2 separate regions of the Homo sapiens genome follow, and region 1 is linked to region 2. The links are chromatin loops, found by intact Hi-C in ENCODE. Cell type or tissue: K562. All regions are shown on one strand. Each heading gives the region's core, and the rest is flanking DNA. Links, peaks and the distances in the headings are about the cores only.

The links. Hi-C counts contacts between places; a loop is a spot of excess contacts. Peaks named below come from ENCODE experiments on the same cell type or tissue, not always from the same donor. Only the 100,000 strongest peaks of a DNase experiment are listed, where the experiment ranks them.
Region 1: a loop joins it to region 2, with 2.4 times the contacts of the local background. A loop is called at or near these places in 9 of 110 quality-filtered maps.

Annotation. Positions count from the first base shown.
Region 1 is chr9:129,592,362-129,601,357 of GRCh38, forward strand. No RefSeq gene overlaps it. Among named protein-coding and RNA genes, the nearest start is that of C9orf50, 24 kb to the right of the region's middle. RefSeq lists a silencer at 5,056-5,275 and an enhancer at 7,909-8,408. In K562, for the core only: no CTCF peak of the experiment used is centred there; DNase peaks (open chromatin) are centred at 3,740 and 4,078.
Region 2 is chr9:129,402,021-129,410,020 of GRCh38, forward strand. No RefSeq gene overlaps it. Among named protein-coding and RNA genes, the nearest start is that of LINC01503, 69 kb to the left of the region's middle. RefSeq lists enhancers at 2,397-3,002, 3,003-3,607, 4,213-4,816 and a silencer at 5,990-6,284. In K562, for the core only: a CTCF peak has its summit at 4,414 (motif pointing left); DNase peaks (open chromatin) are centred at 139 and 4,521; H3K4me3 peaks cover 1,296 bases.

The DNA.
Region 1 (8,996 bases), core at 470-8,469, 190 kb after region 2:
GTGCAGGAGTGCAGGGGTGACTCTAAGAGGGGTGTTGAGGGTAAAAGGGTGGCGGTGTTAGGAGGGGAGCATTTACGGAGGGAGAGAAAGGATTGGAGAATGGCTGAGTGCAGGGTCTGGATGCGGGAAGGGGATACTGTTTGAAGTGCCCTGTGGCTGAGCATATCTTGCAAGTCATGTGATGAATAAACTTGCAGGGGTTTATAGAAGATGAAATTTTGTGCCTCTGGGATAATTAAAGAGGCTGTGGCTAAAATGTTTAGGCAAAGAGGCCAACTTTTTTTTTTTTTTTTTTTTTGAGACGGAGTTTCGCTCTTGTTGCCCAGGCTGGAGTGCAATGGCGCGATCTCGGCTCACTGCAACCTCCGCCTCCCAGGTTAAAGCGATTCTCCTGCCTCAGCCTCCCTAGTAGCTGGGATTACAGGCATGTACCACCATGCCCGGCTAATTTTGTATTTTCAGTAGAGATGGGGTTTCTCCATGTTCGTCAGGCTGGTCTCGAACTCCTGACCTCAGGGGATCTGCCCGCCTCGGCCTCCCAAAGTGTGGGGATTACAGGCATGAGCCACCGTGCCCAGCCGTGAGGCCAACTTTTATAGATAAGATCTAGCTGCTTGAAGAAGTATGCAACAGGTTGAAGAGAGTCCCCTGTGGGCTGGGCCAAAAGGCCTAAAGCTCCGTTTTGGGAGCTGTGTAAGTATAAATGGAAAGGTCGGCTGGGGTTAAGGAGACCCAAAGCAGGGGCCCAGGTTAGAGCTTGTTTTAAGCAGGACAAAGCATGATGAAGTTCAGGAGTAGGGGCAATAAGCTCAGCGAGGTTTCCCTTTGAGGCCTCATATAATGGCGTGGCAATCACTACAAAATTGGCAATCCATAGCTGGAAGTACTCCATGAGTCCCAAGAAAGAGAGACAGTCTCTTTTGGTATGAGGGAATAGGATGCTCTGGACCATCTGCTTGTGTGTTGAGGGAATTTCCCAGGTGGCAGGGGTAATCATGAGGCCCAGGTATGAAACCTTGGAGGAGGCTAATTGGGCCTTTTTTTTTTTTTGGACAGCTGGTAGCTGTACTGGGTGAGGGAGTTTAAAAGGGTAACAGTATGCTGAATAGAGAGTTCCTCTGAAGGGGAACAGAGCAGCAGATCATCTACATAGCGAAGGAGGATGGGAGGTGTTAGGCAAAGTTTAGAGAGGTCTGCTTGAAGGGCTTGTCCAAAAAAGTTGGGGGGCTGTGTCTGAAACCCTGGGGGAGGACAGTCCATGTGAGCTGTTGGGAAATGTTGGTATCTGGATCCATCTGGGTAAAAGCAAACAGGTTTTGGGAAGAAGGGTATAGAGGTATAGTGAAAAAGGCATCTTTTTTTTTTTTTTTTGAGACAGAGTCTCGCTCTGTCGCCCAGGCTGGAGTGCAGTGGCGCAATCTCGGCTCACTGCAAGCTCCGCCTCCCGGGTTCATGCCGTTCTCCTGCCTCAGCCTCCTGAGTAGCTGGGACTACAAGCGCCCGCCGCCATGCCAGGCTAATTTTTTGCATTTTTAGTAGAGACGGGGTTTCACCGTGTTAGCCAGGGTGGTCTTGATCTCCCAACCCCGTGATCCGTCCGCCTCAGCCTCCCAAAGTGCTGGGATTACAGGCGAGAGCCACTGTGCCTGGCCTGAAAAAGGCACTTTGAGGTCTAGTACTGAAAAATGACTGGTATGAGGGGGGATTCTGGAGAGGAGTGTATAGGGATTAGGAACGACTGGGTGTGTAGGGATGACAGCAGAATTGATTTGACGAAGGTCCTGGACAAGCCGGTAGGACCCATCCAGCTTCCGGACAGGGACAATAGGGGTGTTATGAGGGGAATGGGTTGGAATGAGGATGTTGGCAGCTAACAGTTGGGAGATGATGGGCTTGAGTCCCCGAAGCCTCTCAGGGCTGACAGAATACTGTTGGACTGTGATCTAATGAGAAGGATCCTTTAATGAAATTTTAATGGGGAGTGGTGGGCCGCCACGACTGCAGAATTTGTGTTGACCAAACAATAGGATTTGTTTGAGTTATAATGCTAAGGTCAGGTGTTGGCTCCTTAACTTCAGGTAGGGAGAATTTGGGTTCCTGGCATAAAAATAAGTAGGGATGGCTTTGGCCAAGAGCCCAAAGGTGGAGGAAGCCACGCAATTTGTGCAGCAGGTCTCTACTTAGAAGAGGCATGGGGCAATGTGGGATTAACAGGAAGCAATGTATGAGGGTGACGTCCCGAAAGGAACAATATAAGGGGAGTGTTTGGAGGGGAGTTTTCTGAATGCCCTTTATGCCAACAACAGAGATTAAGGAGCAAATTAGAGGTGTGGGGAACAATCTTGGCAGAGGGAAGGACGTGAGCAAAGGTAAATGAAGGAACTTCTTGCCATTTGCCATTTCGATAAATGAAGTTATCTAAATCCCTTAAAATTTGGTGGTCGAATGTGCCGTTTTCAGGCCAACGGTTGCCCTTGGCCTGAGGCCAGGCAGTATTGCAAAAGAATATAAGGCACTTTACTTTAATGTCCCCCTTTATACCGAGTTTAGAAAGGTTACAAATCAGGAAACCTAGAGGGGAGGAAGGAGTAATTTGAGATTGATTGGAGCCCATTGAGATTTGGCAAGGAAAGGCCAGGGGTGTCTGCCGTTAGACTAGGCATCCCCAGAAAAAGGGCAGAGACGGGAGATCCTCTCAAGAGGAGGTAGACTGAGGGGAAAGGTCAGGCATCCCTGAACGTCACCCTCCCAAGGTCTCTGATGGTCCTAATGGTCCCCAGGAGACCGGGACTGCGGACCTGAGTCTCCTGGGTAGCACAGGAGAGACAGGTGGGGGCAAACCTTACTAATTAGTGTCTGGTGTTGGATGTTTTAGAAGGAACCAGCAAAGGACCTCTCAAACTGGAGCCGTTGGGGAGAAACAGAAAGTAAATTGCCCAGATCCAGCGGTTGGAGGCAAAATTCTGGGTCCGGGAGTTTTGAGAACCCATCCAGGGGTAGCCCTGGCCACAGCCTCGAAGTCCTCTCCTGTCACTCAATTACCTCATGCAAATCACTTTTAAAAAAGAGGAAGAGTTGAGGGACTAGGCGGGAAGCCAGAGAACCCTCAGGATCCAGGAATTAGCCAGGGATGAGCTGTCGGGGCCCACTGCTTCCTGGGTTGCAAGAGTTCTCAGCCCCAAGACTCATCCCGGGGTTTGGCAGCAAGTATTGGAATAGAAAGATGAAGGAAAGAAGAGGCAAGAAGGCAGTTCTACAGTGGAGATGGATTTATTAAGAGTAAACCTGAGAAGGGCTTCTGGCCAGCAGGCTCAGGAGCAAGCTTCTCATATAGCCTGAGGCTTTTTAAAGGGCCTGGTTGGGGAAGTGTGCTTTTTTTTTTTTTTTTTTGAGACAGAGTTTCACTCCTGTTGCCCAGGCTGGAGTGCAATGGTGGGATCTCAGCTCACTGCAACCTCCGCCTCCCAGGTTCAAGCAATTCTCCTGCCTCAGCCTCCTGAGTAGCTGGGATTACAGGCGCCTGCCACCACACCCAGCTAATTTTTTTGTATTTTTAGTAGAGACCTGGTTTCACCATGTTGGCCAGGCTGGTCTTGAACTCCTGACCTCAGGTTATCTGCCCACCACAGCCTCCCAAAGTGCTGAGATTACAGGCATGAGCCACCGCGCCCAGCCCGGAAGTGTGCTTTGAGGAAAGATTCTATGTGGAGGAGTTGGGGAAGTGCTGGCTGGTTGTGACTGTTGGGGACTTTGTGAGGTTCTGCTGCAGTTACAGCCTTATGCTCTGTTGAAGCTATGGGCAGGGTTGACATTTGCGGACAGTTTTGAGACATGGAAACTTGATACTTTTAAGATGGTGGAGACTTGTGAAGATGGCGGCACTCTTGTCCTATTAGACACAGCCTGTTGGGGGCCCCTCTCTCTTGGCTCCTCAGGGGCCAGCATGGCCACCTCAATCCCACCAGCTTCGAGACCTCAACTTCTCTGTGGGCCTCAGTGTCCTCATCTGCAACTTGGAACAAAAACTCTGTCCTCAGCCAGCAGCCCTGGGGAGCTGGGAGAAACCAGGCAATCAGCCCACTAGGTGGGCAGAGGAGAGGGTTCCAGGAGACAGCTGCAAAGCCTCCTGGGACTCTGAGGACAGAGAACCCTGGGGGTGGGGCTGGAGCTTTCTAGGGGCTGCCAGTGGTTGAACCCAAGGGCCGAGGCGGCAGCTGGGGGCCCTCTGCAGTGAGGAGGAGGTCCCGGCTGGAGGTCGGGAGAGGGGTCACCCAGCTTTGCAATCTGATGGGCAGGGAGGAGAAAGAGGCTATGGTGCGCCTGCATGGGTGCATTGGAAGCTATAAGGCTCCAGTGCGCGGGGCCGATGGGCTCTAGGACCCTGGAATTCTCTCAGCACCCGCCCACACACTGACCAGTCCCCAAGGCTTATTAGTATTGTGATCGCTATTATCGAAGGACCCCCTCTCCCTGTCTCCTGCGCCCACCCACAGCTGTCCAGACTGGGGGATGCGAGGATGCCCTCCAGGTGTCCACAGCTGGGGTTCTGGGCCAGGGATTACCAGAGTCTGAGCAGCCTTGGGGGACGCTGAGGCAGGGGGCCGGGGAGGAGGGCACCCGGGAAGAGGGTAGGGCAGGAGGTTTATGGGAGGCCCCACAGGAAGAGAGGACGCCCTTCCCTCCCATCCCCCGCAGGGAGGAGCTGAGGCTGGAGCCTGGGAGGGGAAGATGGGAAAGGCGCTCCTGGCAGAAGGAACAGCGTGTGCTAAGGCCGGAGTGAGGCAGTAGCTGAGAAGCAGTTCTGTCTGGCCAAGGGGCCAGGAGGGAGGAAGAAACGGGTGGCGCGCAGGGCACCCACGGCAGGGCCTTGAATGCCGGGATAACTCATTCCTCGCTCCTAGCGCGGGGCTGGGCCGCCCTTGGGCCCTGGGGAGGGCGTCAGGCGGGACCCTTTGTCCCTCCCTCCGCCCCCTCCCCTTCACTCTCCCCTTTCTCCCCCTCCCGCCCCTCCCCTCCTCCTCCCCGCTCTCCCCGGCCCTGTCCCGGGAAGGCTGGACCGGCCCGCGGCTTGCCCTTTCAAGTCGGCCTCCCGGAGTCTCCGGAGCCGTCCGAGCGCTGGGGCCGCTGGCGCGGACTTCAAAGCCCGCCGCCCCCAGCCAGATCCGGTTGCGGGTGGGGCGGGCGAGCTGGGAGGGAGGCGGGTTTCGGTGGATTCCCCTTTCATCCCGCGGCTGCAGCCGGGCGCAGACCTCGGGGAGGCCCGGCGCGTCCCCGCTGGGCAAGTCCCTGCAGGGCAGCGACCGGGAACGGAGGGCTGGGGACGCCACGAGGCCGCGCCGCAGGGCGGGGGAGGCCTGAACCCAGACTGGGGGCTTCGGACCCGCCTGCGCTGTGGGACCTCAGGCCAGCGCCTACCTGTCGCTGGGCCTCAGCTTTCCTGAATGCCCTACTCCCTGCCCAGGACTCCTCTGGGGAGGGGCATTCGGGAACATTCAGTGGCCCTTGGACAGCTGAGATAGGAACAGGAAGCTAAGCTGGGAGCCCGGGCTCTCCTTGGGGTACCTGCCCGACCCCACCCATCCCACCGGAGAGGAACCGCTTCCTGCATCAGCCAAGCCCTGCCCGCAGTGTAACCCGTGGTCCAGCCTGGCCCTCTCTGGGCCTCAGCTTCCTGGAAGGCTGAGGGGGTGGCGGCTGAATGCCCTCCCTCCGGGTTGAGGTGTAGCGCATTCCTTCTTGCCGTCCTGTTTCCCGGTCCCTAAAGTAAGGGTGGAGGGAAATGGCTCTCCCTTTCTGGTGTAACCATAAGGAAGTGGCTGCCTGACATTCTGTAGCCGTCCGCGTGCCCCATCCAAGCCCCACAGAGCCCTGTGTGTAGATTAAGAACATCCTTTTTTTAGGTGAACAGCCTGAGGCAGAGGGGGTGTCGCTTGCCCCAGGTCTCAGCTGGCAGGAAAACTGGGACTTGACACAAAGTTACTTGGGCTTTCCTCCACCTTCCTCCCTGCCCGTGGTCCCCACTGATTGCAAAACAGTCATAGGGGAGGTGAGTCCAGGCTGGGAATTTGGAAAGCAGACACTGACATAACGTGGGGTGCAGGCGCAGGAGTAGTATCACCCCCGCTTTACAGACCCAGAAACGGACACCGAGAGGTTGCGAAGCCAGACAAGGGGCAGAGCTGGGTATTGACGCAGATTTTTGGGGCCCCAGAGACTTGAGGTTTAGCCACTGCCTCTGGGGTGAGAGGGGCAGGGCACTTACTGTGTGTCAGGCCCAGGCTGGGAAGCATCTTGATCAACACAAGAACCCCAGCTGGGAGGTGGTGGTGTAGGAAAGGGGTCCAGATCCAGACCCCAAGAGAGGGTTCTTGGATCTCTCGCAAGAAAGAATTCAGGGTGAGTCCATAAAGTAAAAGCAAGTTTATTAAGAAAGTAAAGGAATAGGCCGGGCATGGTGGCTCATGCCTATAATCCCAGCACTTTAGGAGGCCGAGGTGTGCGGATCACGGGGTCAAGAGATCGAGATCATTCTGGCCAACATGGTGAAACCCCATCTCTACTAAAAAATACAAAAATTAGCTGGGCGTAGTGGTGCGCGCCTGTAGTCCCAGCTACTCGGGAGGCTGAGGCTGGAGAACAGCTTAAACCTGGGAGGCGGAGGTTGCGGTGAGCCAAGATCACACCACAGCACTCCAGCCTAGCAACAGAGCGAGACTCCGTCTTAAAGAAGAAGAAGAAAAAAAAAAAAAGTAAAGGAATAGGCCAGGCACGGCGGCTCACCCCTGTAATCCCAGCACTTTGGGACGCTGAGGTGGGCAGATCACCTGAGGTCGGGAGTTTGAGATCAGCCTGGCCAACATGGAGAAATCCCATCTCTACTAAAAATACAAAAATTAGCCAGGCATGGTTGCATGTGCCTGTAATCCCAGCTACTCAGGAGGCTGAGGCAAGAGAATGGCTTGAACCCAGGAGGCGGAGGTTGCAGTGAGCTGAGATCGCACCACTGCACTCCAGCCTGGGCGACAGAGCAAGACTCTGTCTCAAAAGAATGACTACACCATAGAGCAGCGCTGAGGGCTGCTGGTTGCCCATTTTTATGGTTATTTCTTGATGATATGCTAAACAAGGGGTGGATTATTCATGTCTCCCCTTTTTAGACCATATAGGGTAACTTCCTGTCATTGCCATGGCATTTGTAAATTGTCATGGCGCTGGTGGGAGTCTAGCAATGAGGACAACCAGAGGTCACTCTGGTTGCCATCTTGGTTTTGGGGGGTTTGGCCAGCTTCTTAACTGCAACCTGTTTTATCAGCAATGTCTTTATAGCCTGTATTTTGTGCCGACCTCCTATCTCATCCTGTGACTTAGAATGCCTTAACCGTCTGAGAATGCAGCAGCCCAGTAGGTCTTGCCTCATTTTACCCAGCCCCATTCAAGATGGAATTGCCCTGGTTCAGACACCTCTGACAGTGATACGACCATTGCGCAGGCCTGGGACTGAGACACAGAGAAGTGAATGGTGAGGCCAGGCACAGTGGCTCATGCCTGTAATCCCAGCACTTTGGGAGGCCGAGGCGGGTGGATCACCTGATGTCAGCGGTTCGAGACCAGCCTGGGCAACATGGTGAAACCCCATTGCTACTAAGAATACAAAAATTAGGCCAGGTGCAGTGGCTTACGCCTGTAATCCCAGCACTTTGGGAGGCCAAAGCAGGTGAATCACCTGAGGTCAGGAGTTCAAGACCATCCTGGCCAACATGATGAAACCCTGTCTCTAATGAAAATACAAAAATCAGCCACTCGTGGTGGCAGGCACCTGTAATCCCAGCTACTCTGGAAGCTGAGGCAAGAGAATCACTTGAACCGGGGAGGTGGAGGTTGCTGTGAGCCGAGATCGCACCACTGCACTCCAGCCTGGGCGACAGAGCGAGACTCCATCTCAAAACAAACAAACAAAAAAATTAGCTGGGCGTGGTGGCACGCCCCTGTAATCCCAGCTACTCTTGAGGCTGAGGCAGGAGAATCACTTGAACCAGGGAGGTGGCAGTTGCAGTGAGCTGAGATCACACCACTGCACTCCAGCCTGGCGACAGAACGAGACTCCATCTCAAATAAAAAGTAAATGGTGGGCCCCAGTCTCACCAGAAGTGACTGAGTCAGAATTGGAACCCAGTCTGCCTGGCTCCTATGCCCCTGCACTTGATTTAGAGCTTTGCCCAAAGAGAGCTGTACTGCTTACCCACTCGCACCAAACACTGCATGGTTCCAGAGCCCTGGAAGGGTGTCTCTGCGTGGGGCCTAATCTGCCAAGAGGGGGCAGTTTTAACGGGCTTCCAGCATGATGCTGAATGTACCCAGGCTGGTGGGCTGGGACAAGTGCCCAGGTATCTAGCAGATGCCGCCCCAGCCCAGAGATTTAAAATTCCTCCCTGGAAAAATCAGATAATCAAAGAAGTCAAATACCGTGAAATGAATGTGATCCCTGCCAGAAGCCCAGAGGGAACATCTGAGAAACACTGCATTGCAAGTGCAGGCACGGGACCCTCCCCCTTGCCGTATAGGCAGGGAAACTGAGGCACGGTATGTGGCAGGGAGATGTTCACAGATAGGATCCCCATCCCTTTGCGCAGCGTTCATTCAGGGCCTTCTCTGTGGCAGGCTCTGTGTTAGGGACCTGTCCAGTCTCTGCATTCTTGGAGCTCAGGGGCTACTGAGTATGGTCCATGTGTGCCAGCAATGCCACCACTGTTCCGTCCTGATTGTGGTAAGTGCCACACAAGGAGAACTGTGGGGAGCTGGTTTCATTTGGAAGAGCTTCCCTGAGGAGGTGACATCTGAGATCTGATGTTAAGTGGGAACCCGTGAAGCTGGTAGGAGAGCATTCTGGGTAGAGAGGAGGGCATGTGCAAAGGCCCTGGGGTGTGAAGGAGTTTGGCTCAGGAGCTAAAGGAGAAGCCAGAGGCCTACTGCAGAGTGTGAGGGGAAGCACAGAGGGG
Region 2 (8,000 bases), core at 1-8,000:
TGCATCTGCACCTCTGCAAAACTGGGCGCTCTGGAAAACTGAGGCTGCCTGAGCCTGAACCTGCAGCCCTGCTCCTCAACTCCTCCCCACGCTCCTCCCTCCTCCCTCCTCCCCACCTCCTCCCTGCTCCCCAACTCCTCCCCACCCTCCTCACTCCTCCCCACCCTCCTCCCTACTCTCCTCCTCTTCTTTCCTGCCCCCTCCCTCCCCCTCCTCCCTCCTTCACCCTCTTCCCTCTCAAGCCAGTATTTTTAGCTCGCTGCTGTGCATTCGTGTGCAGGGTGCTCTCTGATGCCTGGATGAGGTTTTATCTGTCGTGGTAACCCCAAGGGCAGCTGGCAGACTTTTTCCTCTTAAGTTTGGAGCGCACTCCCCTCTTCCCCAGCTCGGGCCTTGGCTGGATTGGGGCAGGTCTCTCGCCTGCCTGGGTCTGGGGCCCGGGCTCTGCGTCCAGGCTGCCCGGCCTCCCCTCCCTGCCGCTGCCTCCTTCGCCTGCTCCCCCTCCTCTTCCTCCTCCTCGGCCTCGGGCCTTTGTCTCTGGAAGACCCGGAGCTGCTGGAGCGCCTGCCCGCGCCGCACCCGGGCTCTGCAGCCTCTCGCCGCCTTCCCCTCCCTTCTCTTCTCATTTAGCCCTTTCCTCGGGCAGCCTCTCTCAAGGCTCCAATCCTTCTGCATTTGTTCCTCGCCTTCCCTGCCTTCCTTTTTCCACCTCCTCCTTTTCTCCCTCCCCCTTTTCTCTCCTCTCCTGACACTGTTCTCCTTGCCTTTAGGGAATGGAAAAAACCCCACAGTTGGAATGTGGGGACCCCAGCTTCTCTCCCCCATCCCATATTTTTCTCTGCCCTCAGCAGCCTCCCCCTGGACAACAGGGTGGGGGGGGGAATCGGGGGGGGCATTGTGAGGGGATTCTGGGGCTGAGGGGTTTCCTGGAGCCCACGTCTCCAAGGCGAGCCTTCTGCAGGGCCCACCCTGACGCCCATGCCTTTCTGGGACTCTCTGGGGTCCAGCCTGGCTCTGGTGGGACCCCCATGTGGCCTGGGCAGGAGCCAGCACAGCTCTTCTCCTTCCCCAGGCTGTCTCTGTCCCTACAACCTGGGTTCTCAGAGATTTCTTCTCAAGGCACCTCCCTCCCTCTTCCCCGATCTGGCACCAACCTGAATTTACCTTTAAGAATATCACTTAAAATAAGCAACCTGTTGTCCTCAGCACTTTACAGCTTGCACATCTCTCTGCTCAGGTCATGGCAACTATGTACCTTGGGCCCTATTTCACTCTCCCTGGTGATAAAGGAGGCACGTGCCCAGCACCTCGGGCGCTGCCATCAGACCCACCTGAACTGGACCCAGGTCTCACCTCACTGAGCCTTCATGCGAGCACCAGGCTGAATACCTTCTTGGGGCTCAGAGACTCAGAGAGGCAGTGTCCTCCGCCCGAGGTCACACAGCCCCAGCTGGTGCAGAGGAGGTGTTTGGGGGCTAAGTGTGAGGAGCTTGCGACCTCGGGGGACTCTACCATCTCCTTTTGGGGCTGGTCTCATGCCTGTCCTCTCCCCAGGTCAGGATGGGGCCGGGACTGAGGGAGCCCCCACTTTGCTTCCTCACCTACTCCTGACCCCCCGGGCTTTTCTGTGGGGCTGACTCGGGATGGTTGGTGGAGAAGGTGCTGCCTGTCCTCCTTGTCCCATCCAAGACCCCCAGCCTCGGTACCCCTCTGTCCACTCCACTCTCTGGGCCCCCTGTTGCAGTCTGGACTCAGCTTTCCTCCTCCTCCCCTCTCCTCTCTCCCTCAGGCCTCTGCTTTCCTGATTCTTCTACCTGGGCTGGCCCCTGGCTGGGCCCCCTCCAACCCCTCTCTTGTCCCTCTCTCCAAGGGCCTCTCCCTGCAGCTGCGGTGCATACCCTGCTCTCTGTGCATTTCCAGCAGTCTTGTGTCACCCAGCCCTCTGCTGCCTGCATCTCCCCCTCTCTCCCTCTCTCTCCTGTCCTGCTGTTTCTGCTCACCCCAACATGGGCACATGCACACACATGCAAAGACACAGAGAGGCACAAGCAGAGGTCGGTGCAGACATGCAGCTCATACACGCAGCTCATACACCCAGCCCATGCAGTTGCTACTGCAGCAGTGGAGGGACAGAGGCTGGCCCCAGGAGGAGGCAGAGGAAGGGGACCCCCTGCCCAGCCCTGATGTCGCCAGGCCTGCAGGCGCCTCATGGTGGGGTGGAGTTCCAGGCTGGGCAGGCTCCCATGGTCCTGTGGCTCCGTCTTCTGAGTCTCAGGGGCAAGAGACAGCCTTGATGGGGCCAAAGCTTCCAGAATTCTGGCAGGACTCCCCAGCATACCTGACCAGTGCTGGTCCCCGGGCAAGGACCTGGAAGTGGGCACAGCCCTAGGGCAGAGGGGTTGGGTCGGGGCAGGGGCAGCAGAGACAGCCACTCACAACAGGATCTGAGGGGGCCAGGCAGCCACAGGGCCTGCACCAGGACCACTGTGTGCACCCTTGGAGGTGACTGAGCCTCCATGCCTGGGTCTAGTGCTGCCATGGACGTGGGGAGCCTCCTCGCCAGAGTTCCTGGGCCCTCTGTCCCCACTGCTCTCTAGGTGCTGGTGGGAGCCTGACAGTCCTGGGTTTGAATCTCGCCCCCTTTCACAAGCTGTGCAACTTTGAGGGGCGACTGACCCCCTCCCCCTCCCTAAGGGGGTGATGCGGCCACCTGCCCTCAGGACCCAGTGGGGCCTCCATATAGCCAGTCGGGGGGGTGGGGACAGCCCAGTGCTTCCAGGTACGGCTGTAGAGTCAGCCCTGGGTTCAAGTCCTGACACTTTCAGTAGAGGAAGGGGGCAGGGCTGGGGGTGAGCCTCCTCGCCCCGTGTGGGCCCGGGCCCTCCCCTGCAGCAGAGTCTGGTCTTGGCAGCCTTTCTCTGGGTTTGCACTGGGGTCAGAGCTGGCACTGGATGTTTCCAGTTTGGGGGGTTCTGTCTTGTGGGGGTCTGAGTGAGTGGGGGGCTGCTGGTATTGGCGCCTCTCGCTGGATGCCCTGGGCTCTCAGCCATTCTGCTGATGTCCGCTGAATGTCGTCGGCCCTGAGTTGGAGTCTGGGCGAATCTCTGGACCCAGGGAGCCTCTGTTTCTTCCTCCAGAAAATGGGGATAACAATAGCACAACCCTCCCGGTGTGAGGCTGCACTTAGATCACCCTGGAATGCTCTGAGCTCAGCAAGTGCTGAGGTTGACATGGGAGTGGGGGTTGTTCGCTGTTTTATCTGCTGGGCAAGGCTTTAGGTATTCAGCCCTTCCCTCTGCCCTCAGCCCACATGAAGTTTCTGCTCCAGGGTCCAGAGCTCAGGGGCCCTGTTCCCCAGTTTTCTGTGCCCAGCAGAAGAGCGGGGGGAACAAAAGGGGGACGGAGCCTGCCCCCTCCCCAGGGCTGGAGGGGGGGGCCTCCCACTGTGAGCAGGGCCCAGCCCCTCCCCAGCTCTGACGCAGACCCCTGGACATTGGGAGGGTGCTCTGCTCCCTCAAAGATCTGGCTTTGCCTCAAGATTGGAAGCCAACCAAGGAGGGAGGGGCAGGGGCTCCGAGGGAGGCAGAGTGTGGGGAGTAAGAGGGTCACCCGCACCTCCATGAGCAGGGGACAGGGTGGGCTGGAAAGACGCAAGGCCACAGGGGCATCCTCAGAGTGCTGTCCCCAAAGTCAGGGTCCGTCTCAGCTCCAGTAGTGAAACCCGTCTTTCTCCTGTCTGCATCCCCTTCCTCCTCATGGTACCTGTACCTCTACTGACTTTATATTTATTTGTTAATTCTCAGGCTCCGCCCAGAAGAGTGTCAGCTCCTTGAGGGAAGGGATGTGGTCTCATTGTCTGCTGCATCCTCAGCACTGGGTAGGGTGCCTGGGACATTGAGGTCTTCACCAACAGCTGTCGGGTGAATGAGTGAGTGAGTCAGTGAGTGGCTTCTGGGGCAGCTGAGGCTTGTGGCTTGAGAACACCAGCTCCACCTGGCCCTTTCTAGATGTGGACAGAGGGCAGACGCTGACCTGCTCGTTGATAGCCAGCCTGGGGGTGGGACAGCCTTCAGGCGTGGCTATGGAGTCAGCCCTGGATTCAAGTCCTGATGCTTTCAGTAGAAAAGGGAGCAGGGCTGGGGGCTCAGCCTCCTCACCCGGTGTGGGCTGGGGCCCTCTTGGGCAACAGGGTCTTGTCTTGGCAGTCTTTCTTGTGGTTTGCATTGGGGTGGGAGCCAGCACTGGATGTGTCAGGTTTAGGGGTCACGGTACCCCAATGTCTTTCTCAAAGCCTCAGGCTGAGGGCCTTGCGGGACCAGTGCCCTCCCTCCTTGCTTTGGTTTCCTTGGCTCAGCCCCTGGCCACTCCCCGGCACTACCAGTAGATCACCGTGTCCTCCCCACTTGCTCTCCCACCACGAGATCCTTTGCATAGGCCGTTCCCTCCGCTGGGCACGCCATTCCCGCTGCTTTCTGCATGGCTGCTCCTGAGACTCCTTCCCTCCCCCGAGGCAGCCCCACCTCCCTGCAGGGCGTGCCCGGTGACTCCCTTCCGCTTTTGCACTTAGCCCAGCCCGCATGCATCTCTCAGGTCACCGTGTTTCTCTTTGCAGGTCACTTGCCTGTCTCCTCCTTGGAAAGTTAGCTCCATGCAGGTTCGGCCTGGGCTGGCCTGCCTGCCGTTGCCTCCCCAGTGCCCTCACAGTGTACACCATGGAAGGTACCAGAGTTTAGAGCAAGACCTAGCGCACAGTGCACGCAATGGTGAATGAATGGATGAAAGAACAGGGGAATGAATGATGGAAGAAACAAGAGTGTGAGTTTTGGGATTAGACTGCCGGGGTTCGTATCCTCATCAGGTCTGACCCTTGGGCAAATTATTTAACCTCTCTTGGCCTCAGTTTCCTCATCTATAAAATAGGTATGATCATAGTGCCTACCTCTTAGGGTGGTTATGTGGATAAGTGGTTTCAGGGAGTATTCGATATCTGCAAGTGTGTCACATGTGAACATCACGTGAGCTTTTTGAGCATAACCTGTGCAGACCCCAACTCTTGATGGGGTCTCAGGAGCAGCAGTGCAAAGGGCAGCGGGAATGGCATTCCCGGAGGAGGGAACACCATCCACAGGATGTTTTGGTGGGGGAAAGCAAGAGGGGAGGGGAGAGAGATGGATTGGCAGTGCCAGGGAGTGGTTGAGGGGGCTGAACATCCACAGAAACTAGCCACGAAGAGGAGGAAAGCCAGGCCAGGGGGAAGCAGGAGGATGTGAACCAAAGCAGGGAGCGAGGGCTGGTCTCGCAAGGCCCTCAGCCTGAGGCTTTGAGAAGGCCATGGAGGTACAGTGACCGCCCCCAACCCCAGCCCCACCCTAGCTTCTCTTGTAGTCTTCCTCATCCCAGGAAATGAGACCTCCCACTGTTCATGGCACAGGAGTCAGGCTTGGTGCTTTTCTTTCTTCCACATCCACATCTGATCCTTTTACAAATCCTGATGGCTCTACTTACAATATATCTGAAATCCAGCCATTTTCATCTCCACTGCTGCTGTCCCCGACCAGGCCACCACCATCTCCCCTCTGGGCTCTGTCGGCTCCTGGCTGAGAATTCTGATCAGTTCCCCAGACTTCCCTCCAGCCCCTTCAGTCTATTCTCACTCAGAAACCACAGAGATTGTTTAAAAACACAAATCAAGCCGGGCACGGGGGCTCAAGCCTGTAATCCCAGCACTTTGGGAGGCCAAGAGGGGGTGGATCGCTTGAGTCCAGGAGTTCGAGACCAGCCTAGACAACATGGCGAGTCTTCATCTCTACAAAAAATTAAAAAATGAGCCAGGTATGGTGGCATGTGCCTATAGTCCCAGCTACTCGGGAGGCTGAGGTGGTAGGATTGCTTGAGCCCAGGAGGTTGAAGTTGCAGGGAGCAAGATCGCAGCACTGTGCTCCAGCCTGGGTGAAAGAGCGAGGCCTTGCCTCAACACACACACACACACACAGAGACACACACACAGACACACACACTGACCCTGGGCTTGCCTCTGCCTTCACCCTCCCTGGCTTCCTGGCTTCAGGTGTCCTTAGAGTTAGGACACTGGGCACACCCACCCCAGGGCCTTGGCACCTGCTGCTCCAGCCCTGATCCTCTGCTCCGGGCTCCCCACAGGTCTCAATCCCTCCCTCCACCCAGGTCTCAGCTCCAGTGGCATCTCCTCACATCCCTGGCCTCCCTGTCCAAAGTCCAGCCCTCTTGTTCTCTGCTCTAGCCCCTCACCCTGCTCCCTGGATCCTAGCATTAGTTTCCTGGTTCTTTGTCTTTCTTTCCCAGAATGTCAGCCTTGAAAAGGCTCGAACTTGGCTTTTCTGTTCAATGTCTCCTGTTGTATAGAAGAGTGCCTGGCAAGAGTCTGTGCTCATAAATATTGATTGGACAAACGAATGAATGCTAACTATGACTATTATTACCATTATTGGTCGGCAAAAACTAGAGGAAGATAGATTGAGGAGAGGGTTGATGTGATTATGTCTAATAAGAAAAAACAACAACAACAAACAGTGGCCTGCTCCTGCCTGGCTTCCGTCAAAGACCAAAGACCAGTGGGCTTTCTGTCCTCCGGGCTCTGTCTTCCTGCTGCCATGGTTACCACGCTCCGTGGGCTCCAGAAGAAAGGCCAGGCCAGGCTGACTTTGCGGTTCTGCCCAGCTTCCTTGGGTAGCCCAGGGCCTGGCAGAGAAAGATCCCATCCAAAAGCAGCTGGCTTCTCCGGTCTTATCTCCGTAGTGCCCAGATGGAGGGACAAGGGAGGCACTTGCTGTTCTTCCAGAAAAAAACAGTCCAGGTTCACTCTGCATTTGTGCAGGACCTGGTCATGCTCTGGGCAACTCAAAGACGTTCGGATCATGGTCCCTACCCTCTGGGAGGTTTCTGGCAGCGGGGTGGGGCCAGAGACAAGCACTGACTTAGCTGTGTATAAAAATAGCAAGGGCTTGCACGTGACAGGGACAAGTCAGGTGCAGAGAAGCAGGGAGAGCTCTCTCACCCATACCTGCCCCCCAGCCTCGCTGTCCTCTCACCCCAATGGACGCCCTCTTGGCCAAGGCGGCTGAGCTCCCATGTCTCCACCGGGTGCCATCCCAGACTCCCAGAGGCCTGGGGCTGAGGGGCTCCCTCCACAACCCCACGTCTCAACCAGCGGCTGACAGAGGTTAGAGGGCTTGCACAGATCTTACCGCTGGTGGCTGGCAGAGCTTCAGAAGGGTGCAAAAGGGACACTAACTTGGCAATAGCACCCTGGGATCTTCTTTCTCACCTCTCTGCTCCTTCAGCTGACAATCCAACCCTGCTCTCCACCGCTGAGAACAGGCTCTGGACCCCCAGAGACCCTCTGAACTAACCACTGCACCCCAAGGAGCAGCTGCAGGGTTTGGGGGTCCAGGACTGAGGCCTAGGACCATCACCATGGCGGTCACTGTCATCTCCATGACTACAATCATCACCTCCATGACCAACTGCCATCACCTCCATTATCACCACTATTGTGAGGGAAATTGTGTCCCCCCGAAAGATAGGTTCGGCCAGGCGCGGTGGCTCATGCCTGTAATCCCAGCACTTTAGGAGGCCGAGGCGGGTAGATCACCTGAGGTCAGGAGTTCCAGACCAGCTTGGCCAAAATGGTGAAACCCCAGCTCTACTAAAAATACAAAAAATTAGTTGGGCATGTTGGCGGGTGCCTGTAATCCCAGCTACTTGGGAGACTGAGGCATGAGAATTGCCTGTATCCAGGAAGCGGAGGTTGCAGTGAGCCGAGACTGCGCCAATGCACTTCAGCCTGCGCAACAAGAGCAAAACTCCGTCTTAAAAAAAAAAAAAAAAAAAAAAAAGATAGGCTCAAGTCCTAACTCCAGTCCCTCAGAATGCGGCTTTGTGTGGTCTTTACAGAGGTAACCAGGTTAAGGTGAGGTCGTTGGGGAGCCCTAATCCAATAAGAGTGAGGTTCCTATAAAAAG